Linked DNA regions of Homo sapiens: region 2 is linked to region 1. Evidence: chromatin contacts called from ENCODE Hi-C or POLR2A ChIA-PET data. All regions are on one chromosome and are shown on one strand. Each heading gives the region's core, a stretch centred on a gene start or an enhancer-like site at or near the end of the contact. The rest is flanking DNA. Distances are from core to core; before and after follow the strand shown. Region 1 holds the start of THRAP3 (thyroid hormone receptor associated protein 3). Region 2 has its middle 4.2 kb from the start of CSF3R.

What was found. A loop is a pair of places that touch in the nucleus more often than their neighbours do. ChIA-PET counts read pairs that join two places held with the same protein, here RNA polymerase II (POLR2A). Pooled maps may share reads with other maps.
Region 2: a pooled map shows a loop between it and region 1 (2.7-fold over the local background). The contact joins the enhancer-like site here to the promoter of THRAP3 in region 1. A Hi-C loop is called at or near these places in 2 of 50 pooled maps. POLR2A ChIA-PET finds 5 or more read pairs at or near these places in 3 of 52 experiments (AG04449, WTC11 and activated T-cell).

Annotation. Positions count from the first base shown.
Region 1 is chr1:36,222,946-36,229,732 of GRCh38, forward strand. THRAP3 (thyroid hormone receptor associated protein 3) reads left to right here and starts at 1,498. Exons shown (of 12, transcript NM_005119.4): 1 at 1,498-1,560. RefSeq lists enhancers at 295-464, 675-974, 888-1,415, 1,375-1,584, 1,416-1,944 and a silencer at 1,125-1,244.
Region 2 is chr1:36,483,731-36,490,446 of GRCh38, forward strand. No RefSeq gene overlaps it. Among named protein-coding and RNA genes, the nearest start is that of CSF3R, 4.2 kb to the left of the region's middle. Within about 2 kb of position 3,329, at least 18 of the 41 ENCODE cell types and tissues checked have a DNase peak (open chromatin) inside an H3K27ac peak, as active enhancers do.

The sequences.
Region 1 (6,787 bases), core at 248-2,747:
TGGCGAAACCCCGTCTCCACAAAAAGTAGAAAAATTAGCCGGGTGGTGGCATATGCCCGTAAAATCAGCTACTCAGGAGGCTTAGGCAGGAGAATCGCTTGAACCTGGGAGGCAGATGTTGCAGTGACCCAAAATCGCACCACTGCCCTCCAGCCTGGGCGACATAGGGAGAATCTCAATAAATAAATAAATAAATAAATAAAAATAAAATCAATTAAATTAGAACGTTTTAAGAAGCACTGCGCAGTACGTCGACCACAAGAAGTGCTCAAAGAAGGAAGAAAGAGTAAGCCGTGTGCAAGGAATGCTGCCGAAGCCACTAAGGGCAAGGGCTGATGTGGCGTGGTCTGCTACTTGAGTTGAGCCTTGCAGCTTTTCTCTTAGGAAGAGCATTAGATTTCTTTATTAATTGATGTGTACTGTGTCTACTTTTCTCTGGAGGTGCAGAAATCCATCAAAACTGATCTCGGCTCTCAAAGAGCTCACAGTCTTGTCGGGGAAGGCCCCGATACTTACAGAGTAAGATGCAAACTTACTGTGGGAACACAGGCATAGGGAGGAGCTAGTCAACTTTGAAAGCATCACAGATGACCTATGAGATGGGTCTTAAATGTTCAGAGACACTAGAGCAGAAATTCCGGAGGAAACCAGCCTGTGCAAAACTGATAAACGCAGAGATTCTCAAATTTGTAGGTGGGTAAGAATCACCCGAGAGATCGGTTTAAAATGTAGACTGCAGGGAGACACTCCCCGGTAAACTTTTGGTTCAATACCCCAGTAGCACCCATTTTAACAAACTTCCCAGGACGACAGTCAGAAAATCATAGTTACAGAAGGCAGGCTGGGGAGAGGCGGTTTCTGGGTCTCCGAATGAGGTCACACAATTAAAATTAAAAAAACGAAACCAAACCAACCCCTCCATTTGCGTTGCGCTTTCAGGGTGCTTGAGGCTTTCCTGTGCCTTACTTTGTCGGAGCCTGGCAACATCGCTGTGGGGTAGAAATTACAAGTCTCATTTCACAGGGGAGGAAACAAGTTTAGAGAGGAGGGATGAATTTGCTCAAGGTCACAAAGCGGAAGGGAGCGCAGCAGAGACCAAAAACAGGGAGACTCGACTTCCAACTCGGAAGCTTTTCAACAAGGCAAGCTGGCCCGGAGTGGGTGGGGCTCAGACTCTCCCTCCAGGCTGGTTCCAAAATGGTGGGGGCAGTGGCGTCAGCAACGCCCCCGCCCCTTCCGTCCACCGCCCTCCTCCATCTCCAGGCCACCCAGGCGGGGGGAGGGGACGGCCCCGAGCAACCCACGTGACCGCCGACAACCGAGCGCGTGACGCAAAGCGGCGGGCCCAACGCTCGCCTTGTCTTTTGGGAAACGTAGTTCTGATGGCAGCCAAGTCGGCCAGGAGAGGAGGGCGTAGGACTACATTTCCCAGGAGGCAGCGGGTCTACGCCGTCGCCGTCGTCGGAGAGCGGAGACGCTGGGCGCGCTGTGGGGCGGGGGCGAGGTTCGGGCTGGTTGTTCCGTTGCGAGCTGCAGCTGCGATCTCTGTGGTAGGCCCAGGTGAGTGAGCGCCTCTGATGGAAGTTAGGGCAGCTTAACCGGCTCTAGTGGTTTCGTCTCTTATCTTTTTTCCCCAGCTGCTGGTCAGGGGCTCGGGGAAGGCCTGGCGTGGAGTCGCTCCCCCCAGCTTACACCCTGGCCTCTTCTGAGCGGGCTCCGTTCCCTCCGGCTCCTCCCCTTCCCCGCCCTTTAGGTCTTCCCCTGGCCCCGGCCTAGCTCCCAAGGCTCTTGGTCGCCTTCTCTGCAGAGCAGCTCCTACGCCGCTTTATCTTGCAGTCGGCCTGGGGGCGGCCACTCCCTACTCCTCCCGTTTTGGTCGTATGAACCCCGTTATTTGGATTTCTTTTCCCGGAACTCCCGAGTGCCCTTCCCCCCACCCAGTCCCCATTGGCCTGGTTCGGTCTTCTCCTAGGGCGCATGTGGCTGCCACTCAGTAAATGTTAGTACCGCTTCCGTTCTTTCCAGCCTGGTGGCCAAAAACGGGATAGTCCAAATTTGTCTCCTACGGGAATATTAGAGTTCTCACTTTTTTCTTGGGCTGGAGCTGAGGCCGGCTTGCATTCCAGTGGCAATCGGCGTGAGTTCTGCTTATATGAGGTGAATTATTTTGCTTCTCTTAGCACCTAAGCAACTTTTATCAACTGTTGTCTTTGACTTTACAAATCTTAGGGGTGGAGCATGGCAGCAGAAGCTGGGGAGCAGCAATGGTGCACAGAAGTTGGAAGCCATCAGTGGCAGTACAGTGTTTATGGGGAATTTGTTACTTGGGGTGAAGGGAAAGCCTCTGAGAGTATAGAAGGACCTGGCAAGAGAGAGGCAGTGAAGCTTCTGTTGGGAGCATAACAGAAGTATCCTGAACCAGTTGGCTTGGGTTTAAATCTTGGCCCTGCTATCTTTTGATCTTAGGTCAAGAGTCTTCATCTCCAGCTGCCTCAGTTTTCTTATCACTAAAACAGCAGTAAGTAACAGTGACCCCTTTACAGGGTTATTGTGGAGACTAAATGAGATAAAATAAAAATCACTTAGCCACTGTTAAAAAGTAATATCATCATTTATAGGTTTTTTTTTTAGAGTGTGCGCCGAGAGAGATGAGGCGTGTATCACACCGTTATTTTTCTTCTGTTTCAGATGACCCTGACTTTTTTCGTTTGTGGAAGTACTGTTGTAGTCTGTTCTGTAATTCTAGACAGTCTGACGTGTGTATTATGATTTAGAAGCTTGTTAAATAGCCAAAACCGGCTCCTGCCATGAACAACTTGTGGAGCAAATCGGGCTCAGTTTGTTCTTTGCCGGGAGATGTATTTTGTGAGCCAATGTTCATACGTTAATGATAAGTTTTACTGCAGCCATTTGGGCTTAATTGCATTTTGTAAGAGAGTTGTGTTGAGGTTTCTGTAAGAAGTGATTTGATTAAAAACCTCTATATCCAGTGTAATTCCATCTCTTTGTTTTTTAAACGTTTTAACACCAGAGAAAGATCTCCAATTTTGGAGACTGATGTTTTTAGTTTTGTAGACTAGGTACAGTTCAATTTTAGCAGTGGTGATGGTAGTAGTAGTACCACCTTAGTGTATTTATTTAATACCAAATATATAGGTACTTTTAAATTTGGTTTAGCCTGCAAAATATGGATTACAAAAAGAGTGATCTATTTTGTTCCGAGGAATTGGAGGGAGGAAGCTTGGAATATTTCTGAGATTAGCACAGAGATGGGAAATGTTGATGACTGGGAGGGTACACAGACATACGATTTATTATTATTATTATTTTTTGAGACAAAGTCTCGCGCTGTCACCCAGGCTGGAGTGCAGGGGCACAATCTCGGCTCACTGCAACCTCCGCCTCCTGGGTTCAAGCGATTCTCCTGCTTCTGCCTCCTGAGTAGCTGGGATTACAGGTGTGTGTCACCACGCCTGGCTCATTTTTGTATTTGTAGTAGAGACGGGGTTTCACCATGTTGGCCAGGCTAGTCTTGAACTCCTGACTTCAGGGGATCACCTGCCTCGGCCTCCCAAAGTGCTGGGATTACAGGCGTAAGCCACCGCGCCCGGCCACGATTTATTATTTTTAGAATGGATAGTCCTAACCACTAAGCATTTTAGGGCGCTACCCTGTTTCTGTAGGGCATATTGACATCCTGAATGCAAGGAAGTCTGGTTAATGCTATTCTCTCAAATACAGGGTTTTGGTGGATTTTTTCACACATATTCTATAAACATCTAAGATCTGTTCACTGTTTGACTCTGGTTGATTGGGTAATTTATTCAACAAATACTACTTGAGAGCCTGTCATTTACCAGCTTCTGTTGTGGGCCTGTGAATATATTAGGGTGTGATGACAGATGAGGTCTTGTCTTTTGGAAACTTAACAGGATTGTTGGGGGCGGGGAACACAAAAGGTAAGCAAATAAACTACAAATTGAGAAAAGTAACATAGAGGTGTCCAGTTCAGGACTCTGATAGACACTGAAAAGGGGGAGACCTAAGGGTGGTCAGTGAAGTTCTTTTTGGGGAGAGTGAGGAAACCAATTTGTAGGATGTCAAGGAGAGGGTATCCAGGTAGAGGAAACAGTAAGTGCACAAACTGGAAGATGGGAAGAATTTAGTGTGCTTTCAGAACTGAAGGGAGGCCAATTGTGTTTGACACTTTGGAGAGTGATTACAGATGAGTTGGAGAGAGAAGGTTATTAGGGAAGCCATTGAAGCCTTCTGATGGTAGGAAGGATTGCCGTCTCTCTCTTTAATATGTATAGACACATACATATATAACATTATTTACAACTTTTTTTTTTTTTGAGATGGTGTTTCGCTCTTGTTGCCCAGGCTGGAGTGCAGTGGCGCGATCTTGGCTCACTGCAACCTCCACCTCCCAGTTCAAGCGATTCTCCTGCCTCAGCCTCCCAAGTAGCTGGGATTACAGGGATGTGCCACCACGCCTGGCTAATTTTGTATTTTTAGTAGAGACAGTGTTTCTCCATGTTGGTCAGGCTGGTCTCAAACTCCCACGCTTAGGTGATCCGCCTGCCTCGGCCTCCCAAAAGTGCTGGGATTACAGGCATAAGCTACTGCGCCCAGCCTACAACAGATGGAGGGAGGAAGGAAGGGGTTTCAGGGGTGATTTATGTTTTAAAATCATTTCACAGAAGTATGGAAAATGGATTGTGAGGTATGTTAGTTAAGAGACCGAAGATGGTAGTTACCTGACAGAGCAAGAAAATAGAGATGGAAGAGCAAGAAGCAGAGATTGGAGGGTAAGTAGGTTTAATAGTCTCTGTAGGCTGCAGTGAGCCATGATCATGACACTGCATGCCAGCCTGGGCAACAGAGTGATACCTGGATTCGAAACAAGTAAACATATTCTGCATGGCAGGACACTCTTTTTGTTTTTGAGACGGAATCTCGCTCTGTTGCCCAGGCTGGAGTGTGGTGGTGCGATCTCGGCTCACTGCATCCACCGCCTCCTGGGTTCAAGCGATTCTCCTGCCTCAGCCTCCCAAGTAGCTGGGGTTACAGGCACCCGCCACCACACGTGGCCTCTTTTTTTTTTTTTTTTTTTCTGTTGGTGGAGTCTTCCTCTGTTGCCCAGGCTGGAATGCAGTGGCACTATCTTGGCTCACTGCAACCTCTGTCTTCCAGGTTCAAGCAGTTCTCCCTGCCTTAGCCTCCTGAGTAGCTGGGATTACAGGCGCCTGCCACCATGCCTGGCTAATTTTTGTATTTTTTTTTCTTGAGACAGAGTTTCTCTCTTGTCACCCAGGCTGGAGTGCAATGGCATGGTCTCGGCTCACTGCTACCTCTGCCTCCAGGGTTCAAGCGATTCTCCAGCCTCAGCATCCCAAATAGCTGGAATTATAGGCATCCGCCACTATGTCCAGCTAATTTTTGTATTTTTAGTAGAGACAGACAGGGTTTCACCATGCTGGCCAGGCTGGTCTCAAACTCCTGACCTCAATTGATCCGACCGTTTTGGCCTCCCAAAGTGTCGGGAAAGGTGTGAGCCAGCGCATCTGGCCTAATTTTTGTATTTTTAGTAGAGACGGGGTTTTGCCATGTTGGCCAGGTTGGTCTTGAACTCCTGAACTCAGGTGATCCAACGGGCTCGGCCTTCTAAAGTGCTGGGATTACAGGCGTGAGCCACCACGCACAGCCTGCAGCAGGACATTACATCCTTAATCTATGGCCGGTGGACTCCAGGGAGCCCATGAACTCTGTAAAATATTTTTGAATAGGGGTGCATTTTCTCAAGGAAAATGTGTTCTCCTTCTACCATATTCGTTAGAGTTTCAAAAAAGTTAAGAAACAATGTTCTAGACCATATAATGCAGCTTTATAATCCATAAAAATGTAGGCTGGGCATGGTGGCTCATGCTTATAATCCCAGCACTTTGGGAGGCTAAGGTGGGAGGATCCCTTGACCCCAGGAGTTCAAGGTATTAGTGAGCTATGATTGCGGCACTGCACTCCAGCCTGGGCGACAGAGCCAGACCCTGTCTCTAAGGAAGAAAAAGGTAATTGCTCAAGGCTTACCAAGGCAGTAAGAGACATGGGTACCCTTTCTAAAAGATTGACTTTATTAATTTTTCAAGGGAACTAATTTTTTTTTATTTTTTGAGATGGAGCCTCGCTCTGTTGCCCAGGTTGGAGTGCAATGGTGCGATCTTGGCTTGCTGCAACCTCAGCCTCCCAGGTTCAAGTGATTCTCCTGCCTCAGCTTCCCAGGTAGCTTGGACTACAGGTGCCCGCCACCACACCCGGCTAATTTTTGTATTTTTAGTAGAGACGGGGTTTCACCGTGTTAGCCAAGATGGTCTCCATCTCCTGACCTCGTGATCTGCCCGCCTCAGCCTCCCAAAGTGCTGGGATTATAGCGGTGAGCCACCGTGTCTGGTCTACAGTTTTTTTTTTTGTTTTTTTTTTGTTTTTTTTTTTTTGAGAATAAGTAGTATGTTTTAATGATGTGCTGTAGAAATTTTAGTTTCTTTTTGTCTAGAAGATAGGGGCTGGTTTTGCTCATAGTGAGGAAGCTGAAATTTGGTGAGTCCAATTTGACAAAAATTCATTTTCTAATGTTTTCTTTCTTTGAATTTTGTTTACAGTACATATTTTAAGTGTTCCAGAAATGGAGCTTTTTGTTTGTTTGTTTGTTCGTTTGTTTGTTTGTTTTGAGATGGAGTTTCGCTCTTGTTGCCCAGGCTGGAGTGCAGTGGCGCAATCTCAGCTCACCGCA
Region 2 (6,716 bases), core at 2,079-4,578, 260 kb after region 1:
TGGGTCTGGTGTGATGCTGCAGACCAGGGCTGTAGTTCTAGTTCCAAGTCAAATGACCTGACTGCCTGCTGCAACCCTCCCAAGATATCCCACAGGCTCTGCTCGCTCAGTGAGTCCCATGGACTCTCTTCTTTCCAAATATAACCAGAATCCTGGGTATTCACTGTAAAGTTCAACTTGGCTCTACGTTTGAATATTTTTATGATAATATTTGGAAAATATAAATATAACTGAAACCAATACTAGCCAGCTCCAAGCTACCCTCATCTATTGCCTAGATAATCGCAATAGCCCCCTGCCTGCTCTCCTGCTTCTATTTCATCCTTGTTCCCGCACCTGTCTGTAATTCCTTCAGCAGCCAGTGCGATATCAATCAAACAGAAGTCTGATCAGCCCATCCTCGTCCCAACCTTTCCAATGGCTCCTGTCTCATTCAGAGTCAAAGTCAAAGCCCTTTGGATGGTCTACAAGGCCCTACAAAACCTGGTATCCCTGTTACCTCCTGGATCCCTCTCCTGTTATTCTCCCCCTTGCTGCCTTGCTCCAGCTACTCTGTGTTCTTTGCTTCTTGAACTTGTTATGCTGTCTCTTGCCTCAGGGCCTTTGCACTTGCTGTTTCATTTGCCTGGACTCTTTCCCCCGCAAATAGCTACATGGGCTGGTCCCTCCCCTTCTTCAGGTCTTTGCTCAAATGTCACTTTCTCATTGAGGCCTTCTCTGAGCACCCTTTTCAAAATTTGCAAGCCCCTTCCCTCCCACTCCCTATCTCTCTCTCCCCCAAATCCCTTTTCACCATCTGATATTGGCTGTCTCAATCCCCACTAGACTGAAAGTTCCATAAGAGCAACAGTTTTTATCTGTTTTGTTCAAAACTTTATCTCCAGTGTCTATAACACTGCTTGCCACACAGTAAGGCCTCCATGCGTGTTTGTTGAATGAATGATCAACTGGATGAATCTTCCCCCACTTCACCAAATCTGTCTCTAATCCCCACGTACCTTGTCATGGTGAATTAACCACCATCCCCTCCTCTCCCTAGTCATGCAGCTCAGGGACTCAGGAGTCATTCCTTACAACCCTTTCTCCACATTCCCATGTCCAGTCAGTTCTTTTAGTTCTTTTTTTTCTTTCTTTCTTTTTTTTTTTTTGAGACAGAGTCTCACTTTGTCACCCAGGCTGGAATGCAGTGGCGCGATTTTGGATCACTGCAACCTCTGACTCCCAGGTTCAAGTGATTCTCCTGCCTCAGCCTCCCAAGTAGCTGGAATTACAAATGCCTGCCATCATGCCTGGCTAATTTTTGTATTTTCAGTAGAGATTGGGTTTCACCATGTTGGCCAGGCTGGTCTTGAACTGCTGACCTCAAGTGATCCGCCCACCTCAGCCTCCCAAAGTGCTGGTTTTATAGGCGTGAACCACCGCACCTGGCCTTCTGGTCATTTTAAATTTATTTTTTATTTTTATTTTCATTCTTTTTTTTTGAGATGGAGTCTCGCTCTGCCACCCAGGCTAGAGTGCAGTGGCGCGATCTCGGCTCACTGCAACCTCTGCCTCCCAGGTTCAAGTGATTCTCCTGCCTCAGCCTTCTGAGTAGCTGGGACTACAGGCACGCACCACCACGCCCGACTAATTTTTTTGTATTTTTAGTAGAGACAGGGTTTTGCCATGTTGGCCAGGCTGGTCTCGAACTCCTAGCCTCAAGTGATCTGCCTGCCTCGGCTTCCCGAAGTGTTGGGATTACAGGCATGAGTCACCGCGCCTGGCCCCAGTCAGTTCTTAATGAAGGAGAATGGGCCTTTTGTTCATCATTCAGAGAACTTGCTCCTGGAGCAGGTGCAGGGACACAATGGTGAGACACAGTTTTAGTTCCTGCCTTTATGGAGCTCCCGTCTCAGCCTTGCCAATGGCCCTGCAATCCTTCTCCTCTCCCTGTCTTTCTTCAGAGGCCCGTCGTCACATCCTAACTCCTGAACCGGACATGCAAGTTACCCTCGCCTCCCTCTCCTGCCTCACCAGCCCCTGCTTCCTCAGATCCAGCCCGTCATGCTCCGGTCATGCCAAATTCACTAGTATTTCCCTGCCTGCCCCAGGCTCTGGAACAACCCTGTGCCTTTCTTCTGCGGAGCGCCTGTCACCTCCTGCTGGCTGAGTCCTGTTCCTGACCCAGTTCAAGCATCCAGCCTGAGCTCAGCATCCCTCTGGGCTTCCACACCTTAGTCAAGCTGAATTAGGGGCCCTTCTCCCCATTCATCCTGTAATACTGTAGTAGGCTGTTGGCCGCCTGCCTCCTCCATTATACTGTGAACTCTTTGAGGGCAGAAACTGTATTCTCACCTCTGCCTCTCTAGCCTCAGTACAGTGCCGGACACACAGAGGATACTCAATGCATATCTGTTGGGCTGCAGAACCTTGGAGATGGTGTTTACCTCTTCCAAGCCTCTGTTTCCTAATCTGTCACAGTGATAATAACTCCTCCCAGGGATTTTGTGATAATTAAATTAGCTATCAGAAATACAATGCCTAGTATGGTAACCAGCGCATAGTAGGTGTTCAATAAAGTTGCTTTCCTTTGTTCCCTTCTGCATAATTCAATATTTAGGAGGGAGATTCTACTATTCTCCTTTGTGCTCCATTCTCTGTTGAGGACCTGCACCAGGAAATGGAGCTGCAGCAGCCAGAATAAAAGTTAGATTTAAGGAAATGAAAGTTAGATTTAAGGAAGAGCTTTCTTTAGAGTGTACTGAGGTTAAGATGATGAGCTGAGGAGTCAGGCTGCTTCAATTTGCCACTTGCTGCCTGTGTGACTCCAAACAAATGTTTAATCTCTTTAAGCCTCGGTTTTGTCATCTGTAAAATGGGGCTAACAGTATTGGCTTCATAGGATTCTTGAGAGAAATCAGTGACCGTAAGGCTTGTGGAACACAGCCAGGAACACAGTAAATGCTTAATAAGTGTTTACTATGGTGCACTGAAGAGCACAAGACAGACGAGGAGTCATCCCCTCTACCCGCACCCAGTGTCGGCTTTGTGGATACTTCCTCTTCCAGCTGTCCTGCCTCCCGCCCCTCCTCCATCAGACAAGGCCTCTGTGTGTTGGAAACCCTGGGTAAGGGAGTGCTGGTGAGGGAACCCTATTCTTGGCAGCCTAGCTACTGAGCCCCGAGTTGTTTCTGTTTCTGTTACTGCCTGTGATGTGTGGGGCTTCTGGGTAGGTCAAGGAGCAGCTTGTTTCAGAGGGGCCGGGGCGGGGTCCAGGTGGGCAAGCTGGGGTGAGTGCCCGGAAGTTGAGGCTGTGGTGCTCAGCTGCCAGGGCCGGGGTTGGCTGGAATACAGCAGGCAGCTAAGATTGTGCAAACAGGTCATTGTGCAAACGCGCCCCTGTGTGTGACCTCGATTGTGCAAACAGGTGTTTACTGGAGGCTGCTCCGCTTGGACAGCCCACTTACAAAAAGCCCTTGAGCTGTTGACTTAGAAAGAAACTGGACACTCCTTCTTCCCTGAACCCACCCTGAACTTTCCGCCTCCTGGCCTTTGCTCAGGCTGTTCTCTCTGCCTCGAGTGCCCTCCCTCACCTCCACCTCAACTTGCTGAAATTCTACTCATTCTTCAAGGCTCAGAGAAAATGCCACTAAGTCTTTTTTTCTTTTTCTTTTCTTTTTTTTTTTTTTGAGACAGAGTTTCATTCTTCTTGCCCAGGCTGGAGTGCAGTGGCGCGATGTTGGCTCACTGCAACCTCCTCCTCCCAGGTTCATGCGATTCTCCTGTCTTAGCCTCCCAAGTAGCTGGGATTACAGGCGCCTGCCACCATACCTGGCTAATTTTTGTATATTTAGTAGAGAAAGGGTTTCACCATGGTGGCCAGGCTGGTCTCGAACTCCTGTCCTTAGGCAATCCGCCTGCTCGGCCTCCCAAAGTGTTGGGATTATAGGCGTGAGCCACCGCACTGGGCCACTAAGTCTTTTTTCATAAGCTTTCTCCTCATTTGTAGAGTGTGTCCTGTGGTATACCTTCAGTGTCCTGATGATGTTTTACCTTATGGCGCTTTCCAGATCTGTAACTTCAAGGATCTTTCCTTATTCATCCCTGAAAGGTTGGGAAGCTGAGGCCCAGAGAGGGAACGTGACCTGCTCATGTCCCACAGCCATTTTGAGGCTGAGCTGGGCTCTAAATAAGGCTTCTGCATTTTCTGCCACACTCACCACCACTCTTTCAGGCCCCATCCACCTCTGACCTCGGACCTTTGCTCTAACCACTTGGTTGAGGTGGGAACTGAACAGATGGGTGGGACTTGTATGGAAGAGGGGAGGTATGCTGGGCAGGGGAACAGTGAGAACAAAGACATGGAGGCTGGAATGGGTGCCATAACAGAGGTAGAAGGTGGCCCAGGCCTGGGAATGACGGTGGTGGTGGTGGTGGGGAGGGAAGGCCTGCATTCTAGACCCACAGATGATATTGATGCTGCATGACCCTGAGTAGCACCTCATAGTCCTGCCTCTCAGACCCCCAGCTCCCCTTGAAGCTCCACACACATCAAAACTAAACACGCCTCCCAGCTGAGCTCCTCCATGTTTTCTCCTAAAAACCTGCTTTTCTGTCCTGGTGAATCCAGAAACTTAAACTGGTCCTGAACACCTCCCTGCTGGTCACCCCCTACATCCAGTCTGTCGCTCCTTCCAGTGCGATTTGTCCCTTCTCTCCCACCTTATGGCCCCTGCAGGAAGCCAGTCCATCATTGTTGTCTCCTTGGATGACGTCTCGGCTTCCTCCTGGTCTCCCTGCCTTCATTCCTGGGATACACCCTTGCTATACTTAGCTGGAGTGCTTCTTCCAAATTGTGAATTCCAGTATGTCACCACCCAACAGAAAATTGGCTGGACGCTGTGGCTCATGCCTGTAATCCCAGCACTTTGGGAGGCCAAGGCAGGTGGATCACCTGAGGTCAGGAGTTCGAGACCAGCCTGGCCAACATGGTGAAACCCCATCTCTACTAAAAATACAAAAATTAGCCAGGCGTGGTGGTGGGCACCCGTAATCCCAGCTATTCGGGAGGCTGAGGCAGGAGAGTCACTTGAACCCGGGAGGTGGAGGTTGCAGTGAGCTGAGACCATGCCACTGCACTCCAGTGTGGGTGACAAAAGCAAAACTCCTTCAAAAAATAAAAAAAAAAGGCATCCATCCATTGGTTCCTCGCTGTCCATGGGCTAAATTTCTAAGTCTTCCTCATGTCCTTTGAGGCCCTTCAAAACCAGACCCTGAAGGGGTGGCCTGCCCCTCCACACCTGTGGGTGTTTCTCATCGGACTGACAAAAGAGAGAGACACAGAAACAAAGTATAGAGAAGGAAAAGTGGGCCCAGGGGACTGGTGCTCCAGAGGACCCGCGAAGGCACGGGTCTCTGAGTTCCCTCAGTATTTATTGATCATTATCTCTACCATCTCTGAGAGGGGGTTGTGGCAGGACAGTAGGGTAATAGTGGGGAGAGGGTCAGCAGGAAAACATGTGAACAAATGTCTCTGTATCATAAATAAGGTTAAGAAAAAGGTGCTGAGCTTTGATGTGCACATACATAAACATCTCAATGCATTAAAGAGCAGTATTGCCACCAGCATGTCTCACCTCCAGCCTTAAGGCGGTTTTCTCCTATCTCAGTAGATGGAACATACAATCGGGTTTTACACCGAGACATTCCATTGCCCAGGGAGGAGCAGGAGACAGATGTCTTCCTCTTATCTCAACTGCAAAGAGGCCTTCCTCTTTTACTAATCCTCCTCAGCACAGACCCTTTACAGGTGTCGGGCTGGGGGACGCTCAGGTCTTTCCCTTCCCACGAGGCCATATTTCAGACTATCACATGGGGAGAACCCTTGGACAATACCTGGCTTTCCTAGGCAGAGGTCACTGTGGCCTTCTGCAGTGTTTTGTGTCCCTGGGTACTTGAGATTAGGGAGTGGTGATGACTTTTAACAAGCATGCTGCCTTCAAGCATTTGTTTAACAAAGTGCATCCTGCATAGCCCTAAATCCATTAAACCTTGAGTCGACACAGCACATGTTTCTGTGAGCACAGGGTTGGGGGTAGGGTTACAGATTAACAGCATCTCAAGGCAGAAGAATTTTTCTTAGTACAGAACAAAATGGAGTCTGTTATGTCTACCTCTTTCTACATAGACACAGTAACAGTCTGATCTCTCTTTCTTTTCCCAACATTTTCCCCTTTTCTTTTAGACAAAAACACCATTGTCATCATGGCTTGTTCTCGATGGTCGCTGTCTCTTCGGAGCTGCTGGGTACACCTGCAGACTGGGGCCTGCCTCTGGGGAAGGATTAATATGAAATTTACAATAGTAGTACTTCCGATGGTCTTAACCCACGTGACAGGGTTAAGATTTGTGAGGCCATCAGCAACTCCCGCGATTACCTCAGTTCCTGGTACCAAATTTAAATGGGCTTTTGATGCTTCGAAAATTTGTTCTTTTAATTTGGAAATGTCTAAAGTGGGATTATCTTCTCTTCCCTGCAGATGGCGTCTAACCATGTCCCAGTGATGCTCAGACTCATTATAAACTCGGGGTGTAATACAAAAATCTGATGTATCCCAGTCACACTGTAACTGGAAACGATGTTCTAGGCTCATGAGCCTATCTCCCATCAGGATTATCCATCCATGTGACTGCCTGAATTAAGGGCGGGAAAGGCACATAGGCCCAGTAGGTATAAT